Regions from separate parts of the Homo sapiens genome. Here regions 1, 2 and 4 are each linked to region 3. A link is a loop called in an ENCODE intact Hi-C map of the cell type or tissue named here. Cell type or tissue: Calu3. All regions are shown on one strand.

Region 1 (5,000 bases), 110 kb before region 3:
GGTTGTGGAGGGGCACATATGTGTGACGTTACAGATCAGGTGTCAGCAAACTACTACCTGTGGGCCAAATCCAACTACCACTTTTTTTTTTTTTTTTTTGAGATGGAGTCTCGCTCTGTTGCCCAGGCTGGAGTGCAGTGGCACAATCTCGGCTGACTGCAAGCTCTGCCTCCTGGGTTCACGCCATTCTCCTGCCTCAGCCTCCCGAGTAGCTGGGACTACAGGCGCCTGCCACCACGCCTGGCTAATGTTTTGTATTTTTTGTAGAGATGGGGTTTCACCGTGTTAATCAGGATGGTCTCGATCTCCTGACCTTGTGATCCACCTGCCTTGGCCTCCCAAAGTGCTGGAATTACAGGTGTGAGCCACCGCGCCCGGCCAACTACCACTTGTTTTTATAAATAAAATTTTACTGGAACACAGCCATGCCTATTTGGTTTCAAATTGTCTACGGCTGCTTTTGGGCTGAAATGGCAGAGTTGAGTAGTTATGACAGAGATCAAGTGGCCCACAAAACCTAAAATGTGTACTGTTTGGCCTTTTACAGAGAAAGCCTGTGGACCCCTGGTATAGCTGGAGCAAGCCTAGCTTGCATGCTGCAGAGTTCATGTGTATGAGGCCCGTGGGGTATGGTTGGGCCAGAGGTGGGGAGAAAGGGTGTTGGCGGAGGTGTGGGGGGCAGGCCTTCCTCCGGCCACAATGTTTTGGTGGAATTCTGAGGAGTCTAAGTATTCTAAGTTCAAAATTCAGATCTCACCTTCCCCATCTCTGTATTCAAGGTAGGAAGGTAGAATGTATTTTGTTTACCAGTTTGTTAGCTCAGTTTATAACTTTAAATGTATAGGCACATGGTATCTGGGCATCCATTTGTACTCTTGCCATGGGCTCTAAGAGTGTTAGCACCAATGTAAAAACCTGGGTTGCAGTGTAGGGGTTTATAATAGGAGGGAAGAGAGACCCCAACAAGGAATTGCACATATTAATATGAAATTCTAAGGTATGGAAGTGCTTTTGGGTCATATACGGATTACTGGACATGAGAGAGGCTTTGGGGATGCTGATAATGTTCTAAGTCTTGGTCTAGACAGTGGTAACACAGGTGTGCTCACTATATAAAAATTAACCGGTGCAGGCTGGGCATAGTGGCTCACACCTGTAATCCTAGCACTTTGGGAGGCCGAGGCGGGTGGATCACTTGAGGTCAGGAGTTCGAGACCAGCCTGAACAAAATGTCAAAGCCCCATCTGTACTAAAAATACAAAAATTCCCTGGGCTTGGTGGTGGGCACCTGTAATCGCAGCTACTCGAGAGGCTGAGGCAGGAGAATCGCTTGAACTCAGGAGGCAGAGGTTGCAGTGAGCCGAGATCACACCACTGCACTCCAGCCTGGGTGGCAGAGCGAGACTCTGTCTCAAAAAAAAAAATCAATTAACGTGTGCAATTAAGGTCTACCTTCATCATGTATATGTTCTGCTTTAATAAAGTTTATAAAAATAAATGAAAAGAGAATATATTAAAATTAAATATTAAATGTAAATAATATAATCTCTATATTTTATAAATATTGTAACAGATATACTAAGATTAGTATATTACAATATATTGCAAATAAACAACCCTTGCTCCCAGTTTCATTTGTCCAAATTAAATCCAAAATGCTGGAACCCATGTGCCAGTTTAGCTGGAAGTTCCGAATCTCTCCACTAGACCGCCTTCCCAACCTTCCCCACTTCTCGTCTCCCTCTCTTTCCTCTCCTCCCCGCTGCTTCGGGCTTACACAGCCCCAGAGCGAGCGGGATATGGATATAAATCCCACATCCAAATCTGGAAATCAATCTGTCCGACCAGCCCATCACATGATTACATCTTGATGCCACAAGGTGTCGCTGTTGAGGCTGTTCTCCCTCGGACTGAAAGATGCTGTGCGTGCCCTCTGTGGTCCCCACTCTGTGGTCCTGCAAGGGAAGGCCAACCCAGTCCCCCGTGGCCAAGCTCAGACACAGTGTGCCATGTGGGGGTGTAGCGGATGCTATTGGTGCCCCACCCGCATCTCCTCAGCACTCATGGCCTGTATGGGAACATGAGGGCTTTCTCTTTGGCTTCACTTGGGAGTGCCAGGGAGCATCCCTCAGCCCATGATGGAGTTTCTTGCCCTTCCGGAGGCGCACCTATGAGGCCGGTTCTCCACTGTTTCTCGAAGCTCTTTCCAGTTGCTTGCAGCAGAAACCTTCTTGAAAATGCACTCTCGGCCGGGTGTGGTGGCTCACGCCTGTAATCCCAGCACTTTGGGAGGCTGAGGCCGGAGGATCACTTGAGGTCAGGAGTTCGAGACCAGCCTGGCTAACATGGTGAAACTCTGTCCCTACCCCAAAATACAAAAATTAGCCGGGTGTGGTGATGCGCGCCTGTAATCCCAGCTACTCGGGAGGCTGAGGCAGGAGAATGGCGTGAACCTGGGAGTTGGAGGGTGCAGTGAGCCGAGATTGTGCCAGTGCCCTCCAGTCTGGGAGTCAGAGGGAGACCCCGTCTCAAAAAAAAAAAAAAGAAAGAAAAAAAAAAAAAGAAGAAAATGCGCCCTCTATTGACTTCCTTGACTTCCTTGTTTTAGTTCCAAATTGTCCTCTCAGTACTTTCTGGGAATACCTTATAAATGAACCTCCTACACCCACATCCTTGTCTCAGCATCTGCCGGTGGGGAACCCCAACTAGGACATATAGCCTTCCTCATGAGTTACAACCCTGTGCACAGTTTTGTGCCCCACTGTACAGGCTCCATACAGCATGCGAGGTCTCCAGAAGCTTCTAGCCTTACCCACACACTTTGTCAATAGGGGCTTCTCCATGGCTACTGGGTCACATGTCCTGAGTCCCAATCACCAGCCTGGACTTCTATCTTGAAGTAATTATTTAATTTCTGGGAACTCTAAGTCTGGTGGAGCTATGCTAATTCCTTCCCATAGATCTCACTTACTCTGAATCCTGGGCACCTAAGACTGGGGTGTCAGTGACTTCCCTCCGTGAATGTTCCCGGATCATTGTGCATAAAGACACCTACAAGATTTCACATTTTCCAAACCAGGGATCTGAGGAGGGACAGCCTCAGTTGGGTTATGAAGGGTTTCCTTACACCTTCACCAGAGGATTCAGGCTACCTAGTCTAACTCTACTTTAACCTAAACAAGAGGGCCATTGAGATGACCCTTGGCCAGTCAGCTTCTCTTATAAAAAGAAAAAAGATAGCATGTCTTTCACATCATGAAAAAAAAAAAGCATTACGCTTTGAGAGAATGTAACTGAGAGACCTGATTTGAATGGGATAGATCTTGTAGAGGGTATGCTATTGAAACTATCATGTAAGTGATGGAATAGGAAATAATAGGAATTAGCCCTGCAAAGAGAACAGCAGGAGTGAAGGCTCTGAGACAGGAAGGGACTTGATGCATTGGAGCAGCAGGAAGAAGACCCTGTCAGAGTCTTTGAAGGAGAGAGTGGCAAGAGGGGAGGCGGGGGCTGTTGGCTGTACTCAGATCCTGCAGGGCCTCAGGCCATGGGAAGCGTTTTGGTTTTGTCCACAGAGCAATAGGAAGCTTTAAAAGGGTTTTAAGTGGGTAAGGGGAGATATTTTATAATCGTAATTGTATCTTAAAACAGTTTAGCTGATATTTTGGAAATAAGAGTAGAGGACGATAAGAGGAGAAGCTTTAGGAGGTATGAAGTAGCTTATGCAAGAGTCACATTGGTTCAAGAGGAGTGGAAACAACGGAGAAGATTCAAGAGCAATTTTGGAGGTAGAATTAATAAGATTTGGTAAAGAACTTGAAGTGGGTGGTAAAAGAATGAATTGTAAAAGAATGAATTGTTTAAGACCTTATATGTGAGTAGAGTGGTAAAAAATGTAAATACCTATTGGGGGAAGCAGGCAGGAAAGGAATCAGACTGAATATAAGATAATGGGAGTGGAGGAGACTGTGGCAAACTGGAGGGTACATGTCCTCTCTTGAAGGGGCAGCTGCTGGTTGCTCCAACCAGTTATTGCCATGTAGAAAGGTGAGCCTGACATTGTCAGATTTTCAGATTTTTAAGGAAGCATCAGAATCTGGATTTTAATATGAACTGTCTATCTTTCTATGTTGGCAACTATTAATAGAAATTCTAAACAACACTGTGCTAGCTATACACAGCACATCTGCAGGTAACATCTGGCTCCTGGGTGGCCACTGCTTGTTTGAGATCTGTTTTCCATTGTGTCTTCCTTTAGAAAGGTTTTTAGAATTAGTAGTCTGTGACACAGAATTTTGGAAAAGTTAGGGATGCTGATTAGAAAAAAAAGGATATTTTAAGTTGGCAAAATCTTGGGAGATACTGATGATCTCAGCTCACACGGTCTGTCAGCAGGCCTCAGGTGATGGGCTGAGGCGGAGATCTGTGGAAATAAACTTAACCTAATTTAGAGCAGATAGCAGGAAGTGCTTTTGTCTTAAAATAGACTGTTCCAGACCATGATAGTCTGAGATACTTGAGTTAGACAGGAATCAAGGTTCTCCCCTGCTTTTTCCCTTCTGAGCTTATAGTTCAAGAGTCCTTAAGCCTTTTAAGAGAGTGAGTGGATGACTGTATATCTTATTTATGAATTCCTATGCAATTAGAGAAAGCATTCTTATAGGTTCATAAAGCCATCTTTTATTTTATTTTGTTTGAGCCATAAGCGGAACTTACCCTTGGACTTTGAATTTTATTCATGAGTTTCTTTTAAAGTGAAGGGTGTTGCGCAACTAATTTTTTTGGTGTTATAATTTTTTTTGATGTCAGCAACATTTATTTGTTTCTGTACACAGTTTGACCTAATTAATAATTTACCCTTCTTACAGTTGCACATCACAAACATATAAGATTGGCAGGTATTGGCGGGGCGTGGTGGCTCACGCCTGTAATCCCAGCACTTTGGGAAGCCAAGGCCAGCAGATCACGAGGTCAGGAGATCGAGACCATCCTGGCTAACA
Region 2 (5,000 bases), 150 kb before region 3:
GCCAAGTTGCGAATGCAAAGGAAAAGTTCTTGAAGGAAATTAATAGTGTTACTCCAGTGAACATATAAATAAGAGGGTGAACAGCCTTATCACTGATATGGAGAGAGTTTGAGTGGTCTGGATAGAAGATCAAACCAGCCACAACATTTCCTTAAACCAAAACCTAATCCAGGGCAAGGCCCTAACTCTCTTCAATTCTATGAAGGCTGAGAGAAGTAAGGAAGCTGTAGAAGAAAAGTCTGACACCAACGGAGTTTGACTAATGAGGTTTAAGAAAAGAAGCTGTTTCTATAACACGAAAGTGAAAGGTGAAACTGTAAGTGATGGAGAAGCTGCAGCAAGTTTTCTAGAAGATCTAGCTAAGATCATTTGTGAAAGTGGCTACACTAAAAAACAGATTTTCAGTGTAGACAAAACAGACTTCCATTGGAGGAAGATGCCCCCTAGAAATTTCACAGCTAGAGAAGAGAAGTCAATGCCTGGCTTCAGAGCTTCAAAGGACAGGCTGACTCTCTTGTTAGGGGCTAAGTCAGCTGGTGACTTTGAGTTGAAGCCAATGCTTATTTACCATTCTGAAAACCCTAAAGTCCTAAGAATTAAGCTAAATCTACTCTGCCTGTGCTCTACAAATGGAAAACCAAAGCCCGGATGAAGGCATATCTGTTTATAACATGGTTTACTGAATATTTTAAGCCCACTCTTGAGACCTGTTGCTCAGAAAAAAATATTCCTTTCAAAATATTACCACTCATTCACAAAGCATCTGGTTACCCATGAGCTGTGATGGAGATGTGAGGCAGCGCTCCTTTCTTGGGAGCACTAGCTGCAGAGGGTCTGTTCCTGCAGACCCCTGATTTGGTGACGGATGAATAAACATACACTGACACACAGATATTCTGCTTTGCCAGTCCAGCTGAGGGTCCGAGGCCACTCACAGACTCCAAGAAGAGTCCTGTAAAGAATGGCAGGTGTTGCCCTGAACGGTTCGCACTCCAGGCATTTATTTAGTGTAGAATTAACAATGGAAGCTTTGAGTCAACACACTTGTGGATAATTAACATGGTTAAGAGAGTAGTTCTACGAATGATTAAAGCTCAGGTACTGTGGTCTAAAGTAAATACCATTGGGGGCAATTTTCCTGGTAGACCTCTCCCGCCACCCCCCCAGGGCCATCTGGCTCAAAGGTTAGTTAATGGAGGTAGGGTAAACAGACTTAACTGGGGAAGCCTCTATTGTCCCTAGTATTTAACCTATGACTTAATGCTCTAAGGTAAGAACCGGCAGCCTTCAGCCTGTTCAATTATTACAAGCTATGTAACCTTTCAGCCTTCCAGAGAGGTTTGTGACTATTCCCTATAACTTTCCCTAATATTTCCCTTTAATATTTCTGCCACCATCCTGAGTGAATCCCAACAGAGACGTACAAAGGGATTAATGTTTTCCTGCCTGCTAATAATACAATATCCATTCTGTAGCCCATGGATCCAGGAGTAATTTTGACTTTCAAACCTTATTATTTGTAGAAATCCATTCCATAAAGCTATAGTTGCCATAGATAATGATTTCTCCAATGGATCTGGGCAAAATAAATGGAAAATCCTCTGGAAAGGATTCTAGATGTCATTAAGAACATTTATGATTCATGGAAGGAGGCCAAAATAGCAACATGAACAGGAATTCGAAAGAAGTTCACTCCAGCCCTCGTGAATGACATTGAGGGGTTTAAGACTTCCATGGAGGAAGTTATTGCAGATGTGGTGGAATTAGCAAGAGAACTAGAATTAGAAGTGGAGCCTGAAGGTCTGACTGAATTGCTGCAATCTCATGATAAAACTTGAATGGTTTAGGAGTTGATTCTTATGGATGAGCAAAAAAACTTGTTTCTTGAGATGGAATCTACTCCTGGCAAAGATGCTGTGAACATTGTTGCAGTGACAACAAAAGGATTTAGAATGTTACATAAACTTATTTGATAAAGCAGCAGCAGGGTTGGAGGGGATTAACTTTAATTTTGAAAGAAGTTTACTGTAGGTAAAATGCTATCAAACAGCATCACATGCTACAGATAAATCTTTCATGAAAGGAAAAATCAATCAATGCAACAAAGTTCATTGTTGTCTTTTTTAAAGAAATTTCCACAGCCACTCCAACTTTCAGCAACCCCCACCCTGATCTGTCAGCAGCCATCCACACTGAGGCAAGAACCTTCACCAGCAAAGATATTATGACTTGCTAAAGGCTCAGATGATCATTAGCAATTTTTTAGCAATAAAATATTTTAAATTAAGGTATGTACATTTTTCCGGAGACAAGGTCTCACTCTGTTGCCCAGGAAGGAATGCAGTGGCATGATCATAGCTCACTGCAGCCTCAATCTCCCAGGCTCAAGTGATCCCCCTACCTCAGCCTCCTGAGCAGCTGGGACTACAAATGCACAGCACCATGTCCAGCTAATTTTTAATCTTTTTTTTTTTTTTAAAGAAATGAGTTCTCACTGTGTTGCCCAGAGTAGTGTCAAAGTCCTGGGCTCAAGTGATCCTCCCACCCTTGTCTCCCAAAGTGCTGGAATTACAGGTGTGAGCCACTTTGCCAAGTCAGTACATTGTTTTTTGACCTAATGTTATTGCACGCTTAATAGACTACAGTACAGTGCAAATATAACTTTTATATGCACTGCAGAACCAGAGCTATTCTGATACTAGCTTTACTGTGGTTGTCTGGAACCCAACCTGCAATATCTCCGAGGTACACCTGAAATTTTAAAAACAGTTGTGCAATAACTAAAGCAACCACTAGAGGGCTCAACAAAGCGGCTTACCATGCCCTCTAGAGGTGGTGCCAAGAGAGCTGTCCAGGTGCTGAAGTGTGTAGAAAGGTTGCTCACTGGAGTGACACTAGGGAATCTAGAATGTGCCTTGGAGATTCCACTGCACAGCTCTGTGGGCTGGAAACCGATTGGTGTTAGGTGTCAGGCGAGAGTACAGAACTGCTCTGAATTCTTTAGTCCTTTCTATTATTCCAACATGAATCAAACCTAGCATGTCGGGGCAGGGTAAGCAAGTGATAGTATTTTGATATGCTTCTCACCCAAGAAAAGAAATGACACTTTGCAATCAAACCTGGTGATGGTGGAAGCCCAGTCAAGGTGAAAGCTTCAGCTAGCAATAGAGACTGATAATTTTTACCTAGTTCTCAAATGGTTGCGAAAGGATGTGGTCTAGGAAGAGAAGATAATATGTTTTTTATTGTTTGTTTTTAACTTCTTTTTTTTAAGATACAAGGTCCCACTCTGTCACCCAGGCTGGAGTCCAGTAGCACAATCACAGTTTACTGCAGCCTCCAACTCCTAGGCTCAAGCTATCCTCCTGCCTCAGCCTCCTGGGTGGCTAAGACTACAGGCATGCATCACCATACTTGGCTAATCTTTAAAATCTTTTTTATAGAAATGGGGTCTCACTGTGTTTCCCAGGCTGGCCTCAAACTACTGGCCTCAAGTGATCCTCCTTCCTCAGCCTCCCAAAGTGCTGGGATTACAGGCATGATCCACTGCACCTGGCCTGAGATTTTTTTTTTTGTTTTAAAGATTTATTGCCTGAATTAACTTAAAAAACCTAAACTTTAAAGTCTGTTGTCACATAGTTTGTAAACAATAGCAAGGCCCTTCATCTCTTCATCTTACTATTTTATAAAAGATTATACATTCAAATGTAAAAATAAGAAATCTATAAAAATGAAAATTATCTACGTTGCCCAAATTTTCTGAAGGATTGGGCAAATAAGTATGGATGTATATTACTCCTGAGGGTTTTAATTGTTGCAACCTTTTAGAGGGCAATTTGGCAGAATCTATCAAAATATCAATAGGTATTCTTGTTTTTTTTTTTTTAATACAGAGCCTCACTTTGTCACCCAGGCTGGAGTGCAGTGGTGCAATCACAGCTCACTGCAGCCTTGACCTCCTGGGTTCAAGGAATCCTCCCATCTCAGTTTCCCAAGCAGCTGGGACTACAGGCATGTGCCACCACACCCAGCCATTTTTTTTTTTTTTAAGATATGGGGTCTTGCCATGTTGCCCAGGCTGGTCTCAAACTCCTGGGCTCAAGTGATCCTCTCACCTCTGTCTCCCAAAGTGCTGAGATTACAGGTGTGAGCCACTGTGTCTGACCTGGGTATTCTTTTTGACCCGGCAAAACTATGTTAGAAATTTAACTTAAAGAAGTATAAATAAATATGAAGCATCTTTTTATTACAATCATGCAGAAATTATACCACTGATGTTATGGTAAAAAAATTAGAACCAATGTAAATGTTATCAGTAGGAGATAAGTTGTGGTTCAGCAATTACTATGCAGTCATTCAGAACATTGATTTATATGAATAGGCAAGGAAACATATCCACAATATTTTGTTGGATTAAAAAATATAGGGCAGAGAATGGTATGCATAGTATAATCTATTGAGGCAAATACATTTGTAGATGTATGCACAGAAGAATCTAGAAGGCCATACACTAAAGTATTAACATTAGGTTTTATTGAAAGACTGATCTACCAGGGGAAAGTGGAGGGCCTTTTCACTGTTTGGTACACATTTGTATCATACAATAGGCATGTACTATTTATACTTTTAAAAAGATAAAAAGGAACTGTGTAAACCAAAATATTGAGGCAGGGAATATTACTATTCCCTGTGTCTGTATCCTTTTAAATTTTTATTCCTTTCCGTTTTATATTTAACACCACTAGATAATTTGATTCTTTTTATTTTATCCTTCTGGTTGCCAGCCAAGGACTTTATTAGAATATTTTTTAAAAGTGAGATGGGGCCAGGCATGGTGGCTCATGCTTGTAATCCCAGCACTTTAGGTGGCTGAGGTGGGCAGATCACCTGAGGTCGGGAGTTCGAGACCAGCCTGAACAACATGGTGAAACCCTGTCTCTACTAAAAATAGAAAAATTAGCCGAGTGTGGTGGCTCATGCCTGTAATCCCAGCTATGTGG
Region 3 (5,000 bases):
TTCCATGAGCTAAAAGACAAGCCTTGTAGGAGGGATCATTTTCTCATCCCACAGACCATCATTTCTCAGATTCTTAATGACTTCTCTCTACTCCACTCTATTCGGTTTTATATTCCATTGTATTCCTCTTTCTTCAATTAAAAATTGTTCCAAAAAGGGTGAGGTCTAGAATATATGAATGAGTAATCACTCTCTCCTCGGCAGTGCCTGACACACACCTGGCAGAATCATGTGACAGTTCTCCTTCCCTACTGAAGTGTTAGTCCTCTGAGAGCAGGGCTAGACTGTTTCATTTCTGTGTCCATCCTGGTACACTCTGGTGATAAAAATGTGTGTTGAATGCTATATAGGAGCACACTCAAGGATTTGACATGGGTTCTTCAGAAGTCTGTGGTTATGGTCAATTTTCAAATGGAAATTGAAGTGCTTAGCCGAATAGCTGGCATATGGCAAATGTCTGATGAATGGTAATTTCCTACCTATTTAAATCAAAAGCTGTATCACTAGGGATATTTGTTATTATGGAATCTAACACTGAAATTACTTAGTGAATTTACTGGCATAACTTAGTGAATGAAGTGTTACGTGTTTTTGTGATCACAGTATTTCATTGTATGAATTTATTCTGAGTTCTGTGATGGCAATAAGTAGTATTCTTGGTTTGAAACCAGAGTAAGAAGGGGCTTGTGCAGCATTTATAAAATGGTCTGGGACATTTGAGCTAAAATTTCTGCTGGGTTACTCCCAGCCTCAGACTGCTGGAAAGAGAGTTGCCTGAAAAGCTGGATTCTATGTTCCTCACATGAAGGGAGAGGCAGGGTGGGAGGGTTGCCACTGCAGGTTTGCAGAATGCAGAGTGATAAATGAGCAGGTTCTAAGATCATTGGTAATAGGACCACATGCTTGCTTCCCTTTGGCACCCTGCCTCTCCAGCCAGCCTGCAGGAGTGTCTGGCTTGGTGGGCAGCATGGGCTACAGAAAATACCTTCATAAGCCTCCCAGGATGCCCTTCCCTGAGATCTCGAATCCTGCATGTGGTCCAGAGGTAGGTGATGCCCTGCTTAGGAAACAGAAATAAAAGGTTTACCCTGTGTTTTCAGGGATCACCAATAATTAGAAGCCAAGTAGTTGCAATGAGGGGTCTTTCCTTGGGAAAGCAATGTTCTGGAGGCTGAATGAATGACTCAGGAATTGCTAACAGGATTACTGGGGCTTCTGGGCACAGTGGGATGATATCTGGTGATAGAGAGCTTGGGGGTCTCAGAATGGACTGATATATCTGGTTCTTTTCTTTTAGTTTTTTTTTTTTGCCCCTAAAAGATTGGCAAGCTCATGACTCAAGCCATTCACAGAGGGTCATTCTTATCTGTGGTGGGTGTTGCAAATGGGGACAAATAAACCTTTCATCCCAACAGGTAGTTCTGTCTCTCATGCTAACAGGAAGCTGGACCCTTTGAGGATTCTCTATTGCTCTGCATAACTTCTGCTTCTTCAAAATGGAAGGCTTGGCTCCCAGGGGCTCAGGTCCCAGTGCCCTGTTTTTAATTGGCAGAATATCTCCTAAGCCAACAGTGATACATTGTGTCTGTTCCCAGAATGACTTTTATTATAGGTTTCCAGAGCTCTACTCCAGCCCCAACCAGTTCACCTTAGAATAGCCTTTGTAAGATGGAGGAAGGTGGAGGGGGCAGGAAGGAGACAGTCTCCAATAATAGATCTCATCCCTTTAAAATAACCATGACCTGTCACATTAAGTATTAATTGCAAATCTGTTTTAATTTTTAAATAACAGTCAGTTCTTTAAAGATTTACACCGACTCATCTAAGCTCAATAAGATAAAATTTAAAACAGAGGAAGAAGGATCAACTTCTGGGTACCATTCAGTGAGCTAAATTAGTTTCAGGATTTTTTCCCCCCCAAAGAAGTGGAACATTTATTTTTAGGACTTAGATACTTTTTTTTTCTTTTGAAAACTGCTCAGAAGTAGCACAGGTCTATCTTGGGAGGAGGTCTTTCTCCTTTTACTGTTTTCTTGTAGGCAGCAATAGGTTTTAATTTTTGCACCATATAGAGAGAAGGAGATACTTATAACTATAAATCTGGCTCATTGTTGAGGATAAGCTATAAAGGAAGATGTCTGTTGAGTATTTGGAGCATCTGTTTTACTATTAAAAAGTTTCCTTGGTTGTCCTCAGGGCACGAGTTTGGTGCCACCTTGTGGGCAATTGTCAGACGATTATGCATGCTGTTAAAAGAAAACTTGCCCCAAGGCTGCTAATAATGCTTAAAAATATGCTCTGTAAATTAGTGAGATTAAACACACACACACACACACACACACACACACACACACATTCACTCTCTCTCTCTCTCTCACACACAAACACACACACACCCTCAATGATTCTCTCCCACTAGGTTTGCACAGCTTCATCTTAGAAGCAATATTGCTACCTAATTTCAGGAAACACCTGCCTTTATCTTAAGGGATTTTGATACCCTGCTGAGGTACAAGTGCTTTATCACTGGTGGGAAACTTGTCTGGGTGTCTGCATTCATTTTTTAAGCCTGTGTTTTAAACACATTTTAACATTGTTATCTTTATTTAATTTTAAGCTAAATACTAGGTATCTATCAGGATATATCATTTTAATGATAGTATTTAATGCTGTCCTTATCAGAGATAATATAATAAAGTCAAAACAGATTACTCCCAAAATAATATTGGGCATGTTCAGATATGAGAAATCCATGTTAACTTATTTTAAACAAAACATGGATACTGTGTATATATTTACCAAATCATAGGATTTAATTACTTATAATTAATAAGAGAACAAATAAAGTATGCTTTGTGATGCTATTTGCATCAGGATGTCACTTTTATCAATATCTTGGGGTTGTGATTTTGACTCACTTTCACACACTTCTCATAGCACCTCTGAGGTATGTAGACTAATCTTGTTATCCTCGTTTTGTCCGTGCAGATGAGCCCGGAGGCTGTGGTGGCTTGGCCTGGGTCCAAGGCCTGGTAGTGGGAGAGCAGGATTAGATCCAGCTTTCAAGACCACTGGTCTGTTGCTCTTGTCATTAGCTGGTGTTGTCCCTATTGTTTATACCATAGGGTGGGAAATTCAGGAAATGAAAGTTGCGGGGCAGAAGGGAGTTTCAGAGATTCAGGGTGCTGGAGAGAGGGTGGAGTAAGGACAGGGGTGGGAAGAGGGAGAGGGAGAGAGAGAGACATGTCTTCCTGTTGCCAGACATTGGACTTAGGAAACATCTCCTTGATCTTTTTAAAAGGGAAATTGGACCCCTGATTAAATCTTTCTCTTGATTAAAGCTTTTCAAAGGCTCCCTTTGCCTATGTGAAGTCAGAGGCCTTTAAGTGCCTCTCAGCTCCTTTATGACCAGTCTCCCTGGCTTCTCCTGCCAGCCACACCGCACTTCAGCAGTGCCAAAGTATTCTGAGTGTCCTTCCTCCCAGTTCCCTTCATACCTCCCCACCTTAACACAAGCTGCCCCTGTTGCCTTGACTACCCTTACACTTCTCTTTCCCCTGATGAAACCAAAGCATTCCATAGTTCACCTCCTCAGAAACTCTTCCCTAACACTTCCCTCTCATCCTCTAGTCTGGTTAAGGTGCGCCACTTCTGTATGATGGCGCACTCCCATATGCTGTGTGATGATCTGTTGTTACTTCTATTTTCCTGATTCAATTGCGGCTCCCTTAAGAGAAAGACTTGCATGTTATTAACTTTTCTCTTATTAGAATTGAGCACGAGATATGACCCATGTTGTCTCCCATAGCTGGGAGGGACAGAACTGAGGCTAAGTTGTAGAAATCAAGACATCAGAGGTGGAACTGGGGACTCGAGGCTATTGAAACCCTCTCCCTACCTTTGCTGGCCTTTGCTACTCTTGATGCAAGGCACCATTCTCAGGCACTTGTCTTATCTCTGTCCAACTCTCAGCCCTTTTGCCCTCTTCTGTCAGCTTTATTTTGTTCATTTGCAGACATGCTTCCTCCACATGGCTGGTAAAAGTGGCCTCCTGAAGTCCAGACTCATTTTTGTGGCCTGACAGCCTTAGGGAGAAAGTGCTTCTCTCCCTAAATGTCCCAGTGTGGATTTTAAGGAAGGACTTTGGCCCTGATTGGGTCATATTCCCCCCTCAGAACAGTCACTGTATCCTGGCACTTTGTATATGTTGAATGAGTGGTTAATGTGGCATTTCTCCTTGTGTCCTTCATTTCTTGCTTGTGCTAATTATAGGCGTCTTCACTCACTCTTCTTTGTTTTCATGTCTCAAAAGTGACATGATAAAAGACAGGGGCTGACCCTGGGAGTATCCCTTGAGACTGGGATGGAAAGGTTAGACAGTTCTATGAAGGCAATTGCAGGTGGCAGGCCCATCTTCTCACCTCTTCTGTATCCTTCCTGTCTCTCATCCCCCACCAGGATTTTGGCTCAAGTAGACAGGCGGTACAGAAAGGCAGAGCTAACTGCATAGACCACAGTTCTCTGACGTTCCTGAAAAGAGGGCCTGGATTAGATGAGGCAGGCAGGAGTGATTTAAGAGTTGCTTTGTTATTGTGAGATATCACACAGATATAGGAAGTATACAAAACATAAATGTACAGCATAATGAATCAATACAATACACATGTAACCATCACGAAGTAAGGAAACAACCTAAAAGTCTTCTGTGTTCTCCTTTCCTGTCACAACCCCCTACCTCCCCTCAAAGCTAACTGTTACTCTGACTTCATGGTAATCTTCCTTGTTTTTCTTTATTCTTTTACCACCTAAGTATGCATTCTTAAATGCTAGAGTTAATTTGCTTGTTTTTCAACTTTATACAAATGTAACCATCTAGTCATATTCATTTGTGTCTGGCTTCCTTCATTTAGCATTGGATTTGTGAGATTTGTCCCTTTTGTTGAATGTAGCCATGATCTATTAATTTTTTGCACCATGTGGTTGGTATTCTATCATATAAA
Region 4 (5,000 bases), 210 kb before region 3:
TTGTGGTAATTTGTTAAAGTAATAATACAACTAATGCATATACAGTCATGTGCCACATAACCACATTTCAGTCAACGACGACCCTCATATACGGTGGTGGTCAGAGCAATAGTGATACAAGATAGCCTAGGCGTGCAACAGGCTGTGTCATCTAAGTTTGTGTAAGTACACTCTATGATGTTCACACAATGACAAAATCACCTAAAAGGCATTTCTCAGAATGTATTCCCATCATTAAGGGACATATGACTGTACTTGTTCCATGAAGCACCCCTCCTTTCCAGTACAGTACCCAACAAGAGTTGAGACCGTAGCTCTAATTGAAATCTATAGAGATGAACAAATTATGGGATTTGCTTTTGAGTTTTGAATGGCTTGGAGTTCTCCAGCTTTCCTTGTCTCCCATTTCTTGCACCACCCACACACACATACCACCTCATGCACAGAAACCCGACTCAGAAAGATGCAGTCTGTCACCAATATGTCTAAGATTTCTGTTTAGCAATACCATCTGAGATGGCTTTCTCTGGGGTCCTTTAACCTAGACCTTGCAGGCTCCTCTGTGGCGCTATCTTCTGTTTTCTTTCTAGCCTGCCTGATATACATTTAAAGTAGTTTATTTTTTTTTTGAGACGGAGTTTCACTCTTGTCACCCAGACTGGAGGGCAATGGCATGATCTCTGTTTACTGCAACCTCTTGGGTTCAAGTGATTCTCCTGCCTCAGCCTCCTGAGTAGCTGGGATTACAGGCACCCACCACCACGCCTGGCTAATTTTTGTATTTTTAGTAGAGATGGGGTTTCACCGTGTTAGCCAGGATGGCCTCAAACTCCTGACCTCAGGTGATCCTCCCACCTTGGCCTCCCAAAGTGCTGGGATTACAGGCGTGAGCCACCGTGTCTGGACTTAAACTAGTTCATTCTTACATAAAAGTGTTGAAGGAGATGGGGAACTGGATTGCAGATGGTGTGGTGTCTCTGGCTCAATATTTTTCCTCCTGGAATTGTCTCTATTCAGGTTCATTATTAGAAGGGCAGTTACATGATAAGACCAAAAGAAAGAGGTTTAAGTTATAGTTAGCTAGAGTGGTCAGATACTGGGGAGAATTGCAGTAAGAGCATTTTCATCGTTTGTAGAGGGATATACTGCTGCATCTCATGACTGACTCCCCAGTTTTGTTTTCTAGCATCCATGGCCCCTGCTCTTCTCCCAGGCCCTACTTCTGACTGCTCAACCTCTCTCTTACCTCCCTTGAACTCTTATTTCTGTAGGGATTGTAAGGGTGGGTCTGAAACTCCCAGTTTCTACTTCTCTCCTCACCTATGCAGTCTCCTGTTGCAGCTGCCAGTTCTCGCATGGCTGTGTGGAATCACCTCGAATGCAGCAGAGGCAATGCTACATTGTACTGTCCTTTCCCAACATGACTCTTGTGGTTCCATTTCCCTTCATTCTGTCAATGGCACAGTGGCTTTTGTAGGCCCTAGAAATCCATCTTTATGTCCCGTATCCCCTGATGCTCCAGCTGTGACAGTCTACTTACTCTTCCCCAAATATACTTACTATCCTCTCTCATTTCTGTGTCTCTTCTTCAGCTTTCCCTTTATGTAGAATACTTTTCTCCCCACATGAACCTGTAATGTGACAATGGGGGCTTATAATTTACATATTACCATAGACATACCAAAGAAAGGGAACACCAATCACTTAGCGGCAACCAAGGAGAGATCATCTGGGCATCTCTGAATCTTAAATTTGGGAAAAAATCCTCCTGGGAATAACAGGACTGTTTTGGAATAGAGCTCTCTCCACTAATTTTCCAGGGTGAAGTTGCTAGCATAGAAACTTCTTCACTGGTCAACCTTAGTAAAGCACACAGAAGTAAAAGGTGAACACATTTACCTATTAGATGTGCATATTTGCCTGTGAAAGGCTTTCCCAGTGATAAACATGACAACCATGAGGGTAATTTCCTTGGGTGGGAGTGGTGACAATGAGACCAGGGAGACAAACCCAGCAAGTATCAATGGCATTGGTAATATTCATTTTTTAGTAAAGATGGTGGAAACATAAATTTTGTTATATTATTCTCTATTCATTTTTGTGTCCCTGAAATATGTCATGTTAAAACACACAAACACATACAATTTCTCCCCACACTGCTAATACAAGTTGAAATAAATAACTGCTAGTACTTATTTTCCCCTGCATTCATTTTCCAAGAAGCAAAGTAATACGGGTTTTCAATATAATTTTTTTGCATTTCTTAAACCCGGTTTATGTGGGTGATGTTAAACCTAATCTTGACACAGCAGATGGCAGTGTGGGTCCAGCTTTATATACAACAATACCATATGGACGTTTTAACAGATGAGATTTATTTTAGTTGAATAATCATGGTTTTAAATGGTTAACACAGAAAATATAAAATTCTAGAAAATCATGACTCTCTTCCTGAAGACTTAGAGACACATTTTCTGATTATATTAAGCTTATTAAAAAATACTTCCTTAATAAATCTAAAGCTAATTCTTAAGCAGAAATAGGAATCATCATCTCCAAAGAGATTTTCACAATATTTGAGTAATTGTATAAACTAGTACTTGAAGTTTGACTTTTGCAAATAAGCCCCCTTACATAAAATTACTTAAGAATCTTCACATTTTATTTATTTATTTCTTTTCTTTTCTTTTCTTTGTTTTTTTTTGAGATGGAGTCTCACTCTGTTGCCCAGGCTGGAGTGCAGTGATGTGGTCTTGGCTCACTGCAACCTTCGCCTCCTGGGTTCAAGCTATTCTCATGCCTCAGCCCCTGAGCAGCTGGGATTATGGGCATGCGTTACCATGTCTGGCTAATTTTTGTATTTTTAGTAGAGACGGGGTTTCACCATGTTGGCCAGGCTGGTCTCAAACTCCTGGCCTCAGGTGATCTGCCCACCTTGGCCTCCCAGAGTGCTGGGATTATAGGTGTGAGCCACCACACCTGGCCAAGAATCTCATGCTTTATTACTGTGGTATAAGATAACATTTTTGCCAAGGCTTAAAAAAAAAACACACACAAAGAAAAATTTAAATAAATTTTTACTTAAGAACTAGAGGTATGAAGTTTTGCCAGTACCTTTTCTTCACATTCCCCCACTGCTTTCCTAAATTCCTTTGAATCTCCTGCTTTCCTCGCATTACCAAGAGCTAGTAGTACAGCAAGGTGGAGAAGAATGCAGGCTCTGATTAAATAGACCCAGATTCAAATTCCTGACTTGCTGCTAACTTTGCTGTGTGGTCCGGGGGAAGTTCATTGGCCTCTCTAAGTCTCAGTTTCTTTCCCCATAAAATGGGGATAATATTAGAATTTGGCATTTAGGGTTTTTGGAGAGTTAAATGTGAAAATGTGTTCACACTATTACTACAGATGCCTGTTCTTGAGGATTTCCAGGTGCCAATCTCATTATTCTCCTCTTGTATGTATTCTCTCTCTTTCTCTGCCCTTCTACAGAATGTGGAAAAACACCTGTCACCAGACATCCTTCTTTCCCAGCCTTTGGAAAAATGTGTCTCCGATATGCTGCCCCTTGTTAGGCCCTGATTGTTTCTTCTTTCTTTCTTTCCTCTTTCCCATTCTGAAACTCCACTTCTGTCTCATTTTGCTCACCAGTGTTCAGCTTTATTGACTCTGAATTTCCACAGAAATTAGTGACAGGCCTTGTTTACTCCTTCCCCACTGGGGACACAGCCATCTTCTCTTCGGGTCCACCCACCTTTCCTATCGTTCCCTGGGAAAGGCTCAACAGAACTGAAAACTCCTTGCTTCAACTAGAAGATTCAGCAGATGGGCTTTTCTCCCAATGTTAGAAATATTTGAAAATGCGCCGCTTTAGAAAGATACTTAAAAGTATTAAATCATATAATTTTCAATCTTTTGGGAAGACTTTTGTGACAGTTTAATTTTGTATTTTATGTTGTACTGTTGGAAGGGAATGCATCTATTTTTGAAAGTGTCATTAATTTTCCTAGACTACAAAATAACAAAATAGATCACAGCAAGAATTATCTAACTTTCTTTCTTTCTTTCTTTTTGAGATAGGGTCTAGCCCTGTCACCCAGGCTGAAATGAAGTGGCATGATCATGGCTTACTGCAGCTTTGACCTCCCAGGATCAAGTGATCCTTCCTACTCAGCCTCCTGTGTAGCTGGGACTACAGGCATATGTCACCATGCCAGGCTAATTTTCTAATTTTTTGTAGAGACAGCGTCTCACTATGTTTCCTGGGTTGGTATCAAACTCTTGGGCTCAAGTGATCTTCTTGCTTTGGCCTCCCAAAGTGTTGGGATTACAGAGGCGAGCCACCACTCCCAGCCCCCAACTTTATTTCTACAGAGGTTCACTGGATAGAAACAAAAATTGTAATCATGATATTCTTGAACAGACAACAAAATAACCAATTGATTGATTGTTTTAGTAATAATAAACTGAAATAAGTTCCTGTTTATTGAGTACTTGTTATATTTGACATAGAACTAAGAATTTTAAAAGTGTCTCAAACTATTCTTAAACAAATGAAAACTCTGTTGTAGATATTAGTATTTTCTCCATCTTACAGAAGACAAAACTGAGGCTTAGAGAAGTAAAATACCTTGATTAAGTCAGACGGTGAGTAATGGTAGAGTCAAATTAGTCTACCGGGCTGGGCGCGGTGGCTCACGCCTGTAATCCCAGCACTTTGGGAGGCTGAGACGGGTGGATCACGAGGTCAGGAGTTCAAGACCAGCCTGGCCAAGATACTGAAACCCTGTCTCTAGTAAAAATACAAAAATTAGCCAGGCATGATGGCACACACCTGTAATCCCAGCTACTTGGGAGGCTGAGGCAGGAGAATTGCTTGAAACCGGGTGGCAGAGGTTGCAGTGAGCCAAGATCGTGCCACTGCATTCCAGCCTGGGTGACAGAGCAAGACTCTGTCTCAAAAAAAAAAAAAAAAAGAAAAAAAGTCTATCTCTGAAGTCTAA

What was found. A loop is a pair of places that touch in the nucleus more often than their neighbours do. Peaks named below come from ENCODE experiments on the same cell type or tissue, not always from the same donor. Only the 100,000 strongest peaks of a DNase experiment are listed, where the experiment ranks them.
Region 1: it touches region 3 in a loop (12-fold over the local background); 44 of 110 quality-filtered maps call a loop at or near these places.
Region 2: it touches region 3 in a loop (12-fold over the local background); 40 of 110 quality-filtered maps call a loop at or near these places.
Region 4: it touches region 3 in a loop (14-fold over the local background); 10 of 110 quality-filtered maps call a loop at or near these places.

Annotation. Positions count from the first base shown.
Region 1 is chr3:56,444,174-56,449,173 of GRCh38, reverse strand. The region is part of intron 1 of ERC2 (ELKS/RAB6-interacting/CAST family member 2); the gene reads left to right. Among named protein-coding and RNA genes, the nearest start is that of ERC2, 22 kb to the left of the region's middle. In Calu3, a CTCF peak has its summit at 1,900 (motif pointing right); a DNase peak (open chromatin) is centred at 1,893.
Region 2 is chr3:56,492,704-56,497,703 of GRCh38, reverse strand. No RefSeq gene overlaps it. Among named protein-coding and RNA genes, the nearest start is that of ERC2, 27 kb to the right of the region's middle. In Calu3, a CTCF peak has its summit at 2,809 (motif pointing right); a DNase peak (open chromatin) is centred at 2,833.
Region 3 is chr3:56,337,898-56,342,897 of GRCh38, reverse strand. All of the region lies in intron 2 of ERC2 (ELKS/RAB6-interacting/CAST family member 2), which reads left to right. Among named protein-coding and RNA genes, the nearest start is that of ERC2, 130 kb to the left of the region's middle. In Calu3, no CTCF peak of the experiment used is centred here; a DNase peak (open chromatin) is centred at 2,217.
Region 4 is chr3:56,545,004-56,550,003 of GRCh38, reverse strand. No RefSeq gene overlaps it. Among named protein-coding and RNA genes, the nearest start is that of CCDC66, 9.7 kb to the left of the region's middle. In Calu3, no CTCF peak of the experiment used is centred here; no DNase peak of the experiment used is centred here.